Linked DNA regions of Mus musculus: region 1 is linked to region 2. Evidence: chromatin loops called from intact Hi-C (ENCODE). Cell type or tissue: heart. All regions are shown on one strand. Links, peaks and the distances in the headings refer to the core of each region. The heading gives the core; the rest is flanking DNA.

Region 1 (5,423 bases), core at 118-5,117, 66 kb after region 2:
GCTTGCTGGCTTGCTCCTCACAGTTTGCATAGGCTGTCTTCTTATACACCCCAGGACCACCAGCCCAGGTGGTCAGCAAGTGAGCTGAACCCTCCCACGTCTATTATCAAGCAAGACAATGCCTCACAGGCTAGTCTGGTGGGAGCATTTCCTCAAGTTCCATCTTCCCAAATGGCTTCAGCATATGTCCAGTAGGCATCAACCTAGCTTTCAAAATGGTTTCAATCAGCTTCAATAAGCCTTAATCAGTTGGGTACCCTCAGTCAACCAGACCACAAAAGGTCTGTTCAGACACTGAGAAAATATGCTGGACAGAATTCTACACACTGTGTCACAAACTAGCTTTTACTGGCTTCAAAGGACATGTTCTAGCCCGATGTCTGATCACCTGTGTGGTACTCAGAATAGCGGATTCTAGAGGTACATACTTCTTCTTCCCATTATTTCTTGGAACCCTTGCACATGTGACCTCTCAAAGTCCAAAGGCCTTGGCTGATGGGACTGAGCTATGGGTCTTGTGATGAGAGGTCACTTTGGATCATCTGGGGGAGGCCCAGTGTCATCACAGGAGAAGGACATCAGAGGCTGTTAGAGGGAGGAGCTTCAGAAACTGAAAAGGGTGGGGAATGGATTTTCCACTCTTCCCTCAGATGGGAGTATGTCCTGTGGACTCCTTGACTCCTGCCCCATGTGGAGGCATGGCCAGAAGGGCAGAGACATGTCCTGTAGTCAACCAGTGCCACATGGACTCTGGGAAAACCAGGGTTCTCAACCTCTTAGGGATACTATGGGGACTGTTCTGGAGAAGCAAGGCTGAGTTTCTTCCTGCCTTGACAGCCTCTGGCCTCCTGAGGAGGGATGCAAACAGGCTTCGCTCATGCTCCTTGCCCTGCCTCTCTCAGGGGCCCTCACTTTCTCTCACCCCTTCCGGAAGCATAGACACTATGGCCACAAAGCCATCACATAACAGGCAACTCCCCACTCCCAGGGGCTCCTGACTACCATGAGGAGCTCACACTAACATCTCCGGAGGACATGGCCCTGTTTTCTACTCCTTACTCTGCAGCACATTTCCATATCCCTGACACACATCCTCTTAGTCGTCGACACTGCCACATTGTAGGTGGACCTGTTGTGGATGTCCCACTCTACTTGTGGAAGTTTGAGCGTGTCAGACATATTAGCCTGAAACAACTGATTCCATGAAGAATGTGAGAGCCGGGCTGGCGAGGAGAAAGACCTACATGCCAGGAATGCAGAGGCAATGGGAGGCATGGTGTCTGCTGGCCCCTCTTCCCATGTGCTCCTCTGATCCCCAACAATAGCCTACACCTAGCTAACCATCAAGGGCTTCCACACATGCAGCTTAGCACACAGTCACATCAGGGAGGAGGGAACTATTTCCTCAGTGGACCACAAAGATGATAAAGACAGTGGCTTGGAACACCCCATGGCCACCTTTGTTGAATGAGAAGCCAGCCTGAGCCATTAGTGACCCTTCCTATTCAGGAGCACACAGGTCTCCAAGGCTATGGCCAACAGTGCAGGGCAACCCCTGAAGGACCCACACTTCCTCCAGGACCACAGCAGAACCCAATTGACAATGGACTATAGCAGCAATTACTACAGCTTTCTTTGAATGACAGTGTTGACCTCCTTCGACCTTTGTGTGTGCCCAGAAAAGCAGCATCTCAGCCCCCAACCATCGCTCCCCTGGAATGCAGTTCATAGTGTACTTGGTCTACCTGGACCACAGCCAGCCCTGCCTCAAAGTCTTACCCTATCCCATGGAGGTTTAGTTGAAGCATCACTCTGGCCTGTCTGGACCCACGTCCTCCTACCTAACCAAGCTTGGCTTAGGGTCCTATGCTCCACAGGTCAGACACACATAGGGACAGGAGAAACACCATGAGGGCCCTCATAGGAGGTGGATAACTCAACAGAACAGCTGAGTACTGTGGCCAGCTCCCCCGCCTGCATCTGTGCGTATCTTCTCCCCATACAGACTCTTTCTGCCTGGCCACCCAGCCACTAAGGGAACTGACAGCTCCAACCTATGGCTCCTTTGCATTTTGATGGCCTCACCCATGCCCATCACAGCAGCCCCCTATCTCAACAGCTTCTTCCCATGCAACATCCCCTCCCCTCTCCGCTGACAAAGCTTCTCTCTCTTGGAATTGCCCATCCTGTATTACAGCAGCACCCATATGCAGCCTCTCCGAAAGGAATTTATGGTTTTGTTGGAGGAAGCCAGCAGTCCTCACACACATCTCACAGTTGACTCTGTCAGAGCTCCACTTTGAACCATTTTCAGATTCAAAGCTCAGAATCTTAAATCCTCGGAGGCACCTGGGCTTCCAGGAAACCTTGCCAACCTGACAGAGTGGCTTTCTGGGTATCTGAAGGGCCTTCTCAGTGGTGACTTTGTACAGGCCAAGGGTGTGTCCCCAATCTCCTTTTCTGGCAAAGCTAAGTGGTATAGGTGTGAGAGCTTTCTGCTGCACCTACCTCCTCTCTAAACCTCAGGACTCTTTGATGTCCCAGGGAAAGAGAGCACCCCTGCCCAGCATCCCTGCCCAGCATCCCTGTCCAGCACCCCTGCCCAGCATCCCTGCCCAGCATCCCTGTCCAGCATCCCTGCCCAGCATCCCTGTCCAGCATCCCTGCCCAGCATCCCTGTCCAGCATCCCTGCCCAGCATCCCTGTCCAGCACCCCTGCCCAGCATCCCTGCCCAGCATCCCTGTCCAGCATCCCTGCCCAGCATCCCTGTCCAGCATCCCTGCCCAGCATCCCTGTCCAGCATCCCTGTCCAGCCTTCCTGCCCAGCATCCCTGTCCAGCCTCCCTGCCCAGCATCCTTGTCCAGCATTCCACCAAACTGTGAGGAATTTCCCCAAAGAACACAGACTCCTCCTTTACCGACTTTTAAAATATGGTATTAAAAGAAATTAACAAGCTTGTGCCAGGGGGTTGGAAATGGGTATCATCACAATGGAAGAGGAGATTTGAAAGAACAGTTTCTTCCAGCCCAATTTAACTGGTAATTGGGTATCTTTTGGAGCCTGCTAATTAAACAGCATTTTCCCTGAATCAAAGAACCGAGTTCTGGCACCCGAAGGGCACTTTGCAGACACAATCTGACACGCAGGTCTAGCAAGTCCCTATAAAAAGCAACATGAGTCAAAAGAATGCTGTCTGTGTGCTAGCTAGGGGTGAAGTTGTCTCTGCAGAGAGGAGCTGTGTCCCTCTGTAGACCACCTTGCCTCTGCATCCTGTCAGCAGCCACTGTATATCCCCCACCCCCAGAATGCCTGACTGACTTCTGAGCATCTCTATTGTAGACCTCTACACAAGGCTCACAATGTGCCTGCTCTTTATGTCTCTGGAGAACAGCAGACACTGACTGGATCAAAGATATGACATGCAAGGGGGATGCTGCTTCATGCCAATTAAAACCCTCCTTCACGGGGATACAGACAACTATCCACCACCTTATTGCCACAGGGAGGCAGAGGGGAGAGGTGGAGGTAGCCATCAGACCCAAATTCTGCTTTCTCGGGGGAAGCAGATGTTGGGCCATAAAGCCCGCCAAAGGCAGAGACCCCCCCCTACCCCTGACGTGTTCACTGTGCAACAGCCAGCTGTTGCCAGATGCTAGCCTGTTAATTCTCCATAGAAGTTTGGGGTGTATCAATGGTGGGTCAAACAGAACCTATACTCCACCATGTGATAATGACATCCTAGAATCATGGCAGTACATCTGTGCTAGATACAGGAAACAGCCAGGCTGTGCATGGAGAAGCTTTCAATACTGGCCTTGTTCCTGGTACCGAGCTCTTAGGCCCCTGGGTGTCTCAGGTGTGCCATTGGGATGGCTGAGGCATCAGAGAGTTTTGGGTCAGAAACTGGTCCAAAAAGACCAGGCAGGCAGGACAGTGAGGACCTTTAGCCTCACACAACCTCAGAGAGGAGGAGGGGCACTAAAGACTATGTTCATCACAGCCAGTGGTTTATATAGCTGGACTTCCCTAGTCCCCTCCACCAAGAGTCCATGAGAGTGTCAGGTTTGGGGAGCTCTGGAGGCCTGGGAAACTCCACTAGACTCCTACTTGGCCTCAGTGTTGCTGAGCAGTGTCCTCAGCTGTCGCCAGTGAGTGAGTGGTGTGAGTATGAGTATGAATATGTGTGAGTGAGTGTGAGTGTGAGTGAGTATGAGTATGTGTGAATGAGTGTGTGTATGTGTGAGTGAATGTGAGTATGAGTGTGTGTGAGTGGTGTGAGTGTGAGTGGTGTGAGTATGAGTGTGAGTATGAGTATGAGTGTGAGTGAGTGGTGTGAGTATGAATGAATATGAGTGAGTGTGAGTGTGAGTGAGTGTGAGTGGTGTGAGTATGAGTGTGAGTGTGAGTGAGTGTGAGTGGTATGTTTCCCTGAACTCCTAGTGTCAAGAGCAAGCTTTCCATTCTGAGAGTGGACACAGGGACCTTCGGAACTCCAGTTTCATCAGCCCTAAGCACAGGTGAGGTCCTGGGTCTACTCCTGGTCCATGGGGTGAGGCTGTCCAGTCTCTCCAGCCTGAACCTTCAGCTGTGCAGTGGGACTCTAACTCCAGGCAGAACCAGGATTGAACTGAATGAGAAGGCAGCCAGTGTTATCACAGAGAGTGTGGTTGTGCTGTTGGGTGACATTTTGGATATCAGAAGTGCTGTGAGTAAAACTAGGATGTGCCACCTTTGAGTCCCGCTGTGGCCCTCAAGATGCTCAGTAAGGCTGACATGATGGTCACACTGAGGTTTTAGATGAGGGGACGGAAGCACTCAGTAGCTGCTGTGGATTGGATGTTGGCTCAGGACACACACTCAGATACTTGCTCCTCCTTCCCCCCATCCGTGGGGCTATGTGCAGAGGAAAGCTCTTTGACACCCTAGAGTAGGCACCTTGTCTATATCTGGGGACTAGCTCCTAGCATCTACCTCTGCTTCAGCAGCAACCACCTTGGTGCCATCCACGGGTAGTGCTGGGCTGGGAAAGAGTCTTTCATGAGTACCTAACATGATCTAGAGTCTAGACTGAAGGTTATGGAGGTCCTAGAGGTTCCCTGAACTTGGATGGTCCTGAGAAACTGGGAGCAGGGGAGGAGTGCTTCAGTCCAGGTGTCTGAGCCCACATGTAGCATGTCCTCATGGCCCCATGGCTCTGCCTTGGACTACTGTGATCAGAGTAACCCCCTATTCTCTTTGGAATCTATGCTTCCCTGCTGAGCATAAAAATCTTTTCTTCTTTTCAATAGATGCTAAAGAAAGAAAGGAAGGAGGGGACATAGGAGTCACAATTTATTCACAGTCTATGACTTTGGTCATTGACCTCTGGGTCGCCCCAGGCAGCTGTTTCTTGGAGAGGGTGCATCTTGGTGATATTTAAGT
Region 2 (5,423 bases), core at 333-5,332:
TAACATAGGACAGCCTCAGACCCTGATGTCATATAGTCTTTGCCCATCTCCCCATAAGCAAAAAAGTTCCAAATTATATCATGGAGACCTCCGGGCTGAGGGTGAGGCTCAAGCCCTGCAGGTGCTAGGGTCATTAAGAACTGCAGATCAGAGCAGCTACAGGTACGAGGATGGCCCACAACATCCTTGAGTGGGAAGAGGTTGGCACCTGTGAGGTTCCCTGGAAGAGGAAAGGGCCCTGTGGCTGCAGGCGCATGGCCCACCTGGAGGTCAGTGAGGTCCCAGGAGCTGTAGTCATCCTCGCCACACTGCCGGGGGAAGGAGGGCCGGAAGTCAACCTTGACCAGCTCCCAGTCAGAGCGGAAGCTGATGTGACCAAAGACCCTGAGGGGAGAAAGAAAGACACTTCAGATGGACCCTTCCCTGATGACCAGACACTCAGGTTCCCTGTACCACCACCTGTAATAGCTCTCCTGGTCAGTAGGATTCGAGGATGTGACATGTCATCCACTGGCCTTGGCCTGATGTTATCGTCCTCAGAGTGATTGCTGTTTGTGGCATGCTGATTGTACTAGAGCAGGTTATCCATCCAACCCATGCAATCCCCTTTCTGCCAGGGTAGGCTCCCTGCCTTCTTGGCTGCCACAGACCTTTCCATAGCCTACACACCAGACACTTGCTTTGGGTGAGCAGGAGCCAAGTCTCGTATTATCTGATGTCTCCTTGCCTTTCTGCCAGCCTGCCTCTGCCTACCATGGGATTGGTTCCAGGCAGGGCTGGCACTCCAGAGAGATAAGTCACTGTAAGGCTTGGACAGTGAATGAAAGGGTCCCATGACAGACAGCGCAATGCATCCCACTGAGCAGAGAAAGGGACAGAGGGCGGCCAGCCGCACAGGAAGCACCATGATGCATGGAGGCTAGGCGTGCTCAGCTTGGTCTGAGACCAGCGTTGCACACTGGCTTTGGCTCCTCCCATCCAACTGTCCTGCAGACCATGGGTGGCCTTGTCTCGGAAAACCTGCTGTTCAGATGGGTGTTCCTCTTGTCAGAGCTCATTGTCACCTTGACAGGCAGCTAGAGAGAGGGGTTCCCACATTTCTGTCCATCTCCTTAGGGCTCACCGTATCCTGTGAGGAATGTATGCTGATCGCCCCAGATTTCAGAGGGGAACAAGACTAAGGAAGGGCCCCACCCAGGGTGATACATGGGTTGGCAGCTCACAATTGTGAGGCTTGGCCTTCACCATGGCCAATTAGCCTGAGTGTGATAGCCGAGCATCTCCTGTATGGGAATGTCCCATACTCTACATTCTGAGCTCAAGCAGAGAAGCAAGTTGGTCCAGCTAATCCCATCTCTGTATGCCAGTTCCTGTCTGTAAAGAAACCTTAGTTCCTACTGTGGGCATCTCTTATCTAGTTGAACGGTTCTAGCAGGATAGGCCAAAGGGCCACTGACTACTTGGCAGAGAGCAGGAAATGTGGGCCATGCTGTAGAATGTATTACTGGCTCCGCCCTAGGGATGGCCTGTAGCCCTGCTAGGCTGAAAGCCCTCATAGTACAGCCCAAGGCTGGGACCCTCTGTCCTGTGCTGTGCTGTGGGCAGTGCTGGGAACAATGTCCTGACAAGGTAACTGGGCAGCTTAGATGTGACCTCTGGGTGGATGAAGATAAAGGTTCCATAAGGGTGGGGCTCTGTCCTAAGCTCAGACAGAAAAGTTTTTCATTCTGCCAGCCTGTGTCACGTGAATGATCTCCATGCCCACTGAAATTGGAAGCTGTTTGAAGATGCAGCCTTGTGAAAGGCTTCGTAGGAACCTTGTGGCGCTGTTTAAAAACTTAAAACATGAACGCGCCTGCCTGTGAACTTTGCAGCTTTCTCCAGATGAATGCCGGCTGCAGGGATGAAAGCTGCATTTGGGACCAGACCCGGATCTGAGGACCTTGGCTGCACAAAGCACGAATGTCCCAAAGCAGCCACAAAATGCAGACTACAAGATGAAGTGAGGTGGAGGAGGGGAGGGGATGTGCTCAGGGCAGAGATGGCCCTGTGGTGGGGCCGGGCTGGGGAAAGCGGAGGCTGGGAACCCTGCCAGCTTGCTGGAGCTCTGAGAGCCCTGTGAGGGCTGTCGCCTTTGTTGCTAGCCCTTGCTTTGCAGGTTTAGTCCAGCAAACTGTTCAGCCTCCTTGTAAAGAGGCCAAGGAACCAGGTTGAGTCTGCCCCAGCCCAGACTTCCTCACCTGCTTTTCTTGACAAATACCAAGCACCATAGCCCTGACCTCCCCTGCTGTCCCACACCACAGCCTTCACACAGACAGTTCACACAGACTGGGGAAGCATGAGCCCCCACCCCTATCCCCTGCAGGGTCATTGAAGGCCACAGCATCATGGAGCACCTGACCAAGAACAACCTGCTTGCCTCCCAAGCTGCTAAATAGAGGGTGACTGGGACTATCTCAGCCTTCCATGCCTGGTGCTCAGCTCTTCTGGGATACACATACTACTTGTGTCCTGTAGTAGGACTTGCCCTGGCTTTCTGCTAGCCACCCAGAAAGGAGGATGAGAGGTCATCACCACAGTGGGCTTTCTCACTGCAGCCTGACTGTGGAAGGAACTACATCTGCTTCTGGGGGGGGGGTCATGGACATTCTGTATGGATTCCAGGGGGCTGTGGTCACTCCATGGAGGTACTGGGATGCTCTGTGGGGTTCTGTAGGGGTCACGGATGCTCCATGGGGCTCTCTGGACACTTCATGGGACTCTATGAATGCTCCCTGGGGCCCTGAGTGGGGAGAGGCATGCAGGCTACATCACCTCCCCAGCTTTTTTCCTGGCTGTCACTGGCCAGTGCAGGCAGCAGATGTGCCTGCTAGCCAGGGTGAGAGGAGGAGCCACTGGCCTAGTAGCAGGAAGCAGAGGCCCAGTATGAGGTCACCTCCTGGGAGTGGCTCTGACCCCACCCCCCCACCCAGTGCTGTGGGCAGTGCTGTGGTCTTCCTCACATCAGATGTGCCTGTTTCACCCACGTCCCCTTCCACACTCACGTCATGACCAGCGTCTCATCCCCTGGCTCGCTCAGCAACCCATCCACGAACACTGAGGTGCTGGTGAAGTTGTGTGTGCTCCACGTGTGGCCCTCATCCACGCTGAACCTGTTAAAGGCCACCAGTGTCCACAGAGCGGCATGGTCTTACTCCTTTCTAAGATGTTCTACCTCCCATGCCTGACTCCTATCCACCAGAGACCAGTTCTGGGACAGCTCAACACCTAGGCCACAGCTAGACCACATCCCCCCTCTCTCCGGTAAGACCACCTGCCAGCCACATGGCATCCTTGACTAATCAGCAATGAGAAGGACTGGTACCACATAGGCACTGTGCCCCATGAATAGCAGGGACAGCCGAGCCTTAGAAACATCCAGGAATAGCATGCAAGGCTTGATCACAGCTCAGGGTTCCTCTGTCAGTGACATGTTAATATTACAGAGATATTACCTCCCAGGACACACAGCTATCTTTTCTTTTCTTTTCTTTTCTTTTCTTTTCTTTTCTTTTCTTTTCTTTTCTTTTCTTTTCTCTTCTCTTCTCTTCTCTTCTCTTCTCTTCTCTTCTCTTCTCTTTCTTTCTCTCTCTCTCTCTCTCTCTCTCTCTCTCTCTCTTTCTTTCTTTCTTTCTTTCTTTCTTTCTTTCTTTCTTTCCTTCCCTTCCTTCCTTCCTTTCTTTCTTTCTTTCTTTCTTTCTTTCTTTCTTTCTTTCCTTCCTTCCTTCCTTCCTTTCTTTCTTCCTCTCTCTCTCTCTCTCTCTCTCTCTCTCTCTCTCTCTCTCTCTCTCTCTCTCTTTCTCTCTCTCTTTTCAGACTAAAGTGATACTGGCTGCCTGGATGTTTCCTAGCTCTGCCTCCTAAATATCCATGTTACCCTGTCCTCAATTTGTCAATGGGTCTTTCAGCTATCTGAAGCTTCAGTTGAACCACCTCTTACCTGGGCACCCACTGGCTTCCTTATCTGCACTCCCGGCTCTATTCCTCTGTTAACAGTTTTTTACTGATACGTAAGAGTGTCTCTCTGGACTCCTGAGCCCCCAGCACCCTTCCAAGTTACCATAACTAGGCTATGTATTTTTTTTCATCCTGAGTGCAACATGGTCCATCTCTGGGGCACCTCAGAGGGTTGGGAGGCATGAGTCACCCCAGTGTTAGGCTCCCAGGGCACTGTTCTAGTCTACTCTGTGCCCACATGCCTGCCCTCTGCCCACATGTCCACCCTCTGCCCACATGTCTGCCCTTTGCCCACATGCCTGCCCTCTGCCCACATGTCCACCCTCTGCCCACATGTCCACCCTCTGCCCACATGCCTGCCCTCTACCCACATGCCTGCCCTCTGGCCCATGCTCTCACTTGAGGATCTTCAGGGGGATGGAGGTGTCCTTGATGGCGGCAATGACACCACCGTGGTCCAGGTACAACACATGGTGCTCTTCCTCAAAGACCTGCAGGGTGACATATACTCTTAGGTGAGACCCCGACAAGGCTAGCAGAGCCTCCAACACCCCCATATCCACCCCTGACTTAGCACACGAGGGGTTTGGCAGACAGTGGCCATTTCTCTACCCTGAGGGATAGAGGAAACAGTGGTGTGTACACTCACCACCCTTCCCACAGAAACCCAGGTCAGCAAAGGGCCCAGCAATGAGGGAAGCACAGTGCCCAGGTCTGAGGTCAGGATGAGCCCCAGGCCTATGTGGGGTGTAGTAACAGAGCCTGGGTCCTTAATACCACTGCCACCAGGTGGGTGTGGCCAGCGCTGGCTCCCTGTAGTCCCAGCCTCACTAATCCACAAGTGCCATCATACTTTCCAGCCAGGAAGTCATTGGAGGCAGATGACTCTGAGCCCTCTGTGGCCATCTCAGTGGAGGTCTGAGCTGGGTATCAGGGGCCCTGGCATCCAATGAGTACATGAATGAATGGCCACCATATGGATGAATTAATGAATGGGTGCTCTGAGGGTAAATGAATGAATGCCCCCTGAGGGTTTGCTGGGGGAGACAAAGGTATCTTGATAGGGTCCACCTAGGAGGGACAACCATGCTAGCCACAGTCATATGTGGATACCCTGGAACAAGCACATCTTACAGACAGGAAGTAAGGATATGCCAAGGGCCTCGCAGTTAGGAGTGACAGAGCCAGGCATGGCCCTAAGTCACTCCAGGATACGTCAGTGGACAGGCACACATGGGGTACAGAGAATGTCCACAGACACTGTGAATGAAGGCCTTGCTGTCTGGGCCACATCACCTTCCCTCTTCTCTAGGTAGTGGTTGCCATCCCTCCTGCTATGGGTGCTGGAGGTGCCAGGGCTCAGGAGGTTAGAGAAGAACCCAGGGACCTAATCATTAGCTATCCCAAGACATCAGTGGGCTGTCTCC

What was found. Hi-C counts contacts between places; a loop is a spot of excess contacts. Peaks named below come from ENCODE experiments on the same cell type or tissue, not always from the same donor. Only the 100,000 strongest peaks of a DNase experiment are listed, where the experiment ranks them.
Region 1: a loop joins it to region 2, with 2.1 times the contacts of the local background. A loop is called at or near these places in 2 of 42 quality-filtered maps.

The regions. Positions count from the first base shown.
Region 1 is chr5:36,105,418-36,110,840 of GRCm38, forward strand. The region is part of intron 3 of Sorcs2 (sortilin-related VPS10 domain containing receptor 2); the gene reads right to left. Among named protein-coding and RNA genes, the nearest start is that of Gm52811, 23 kb to the left of the region's middle. In heart, for the core only: no CTCF peak of the experiment used is centred there; no DNase peak of the experiment used is centred there.
Region 2 is chr5:36,039,048-36,044,470 of GRCm38, forward strand. Sorcs2 (sortilin-related VPS10 domain containing receptor 2) reads right to left here. Exons shown (of 27, transcript NM_030889.2): 13 at 4,396-4,487; 14 at 3,045-3,152; 15 at 264-384. Among named protein-coding and RNA genes, the nearest start is that of Gm52811, 43 kb to the right of the region's middle. In heart, for the core only: no CTCF peak of the experiment used is centred there; no DNase peak of the experiment used is centred there; H3K27ac peaks cover 1,242 bases.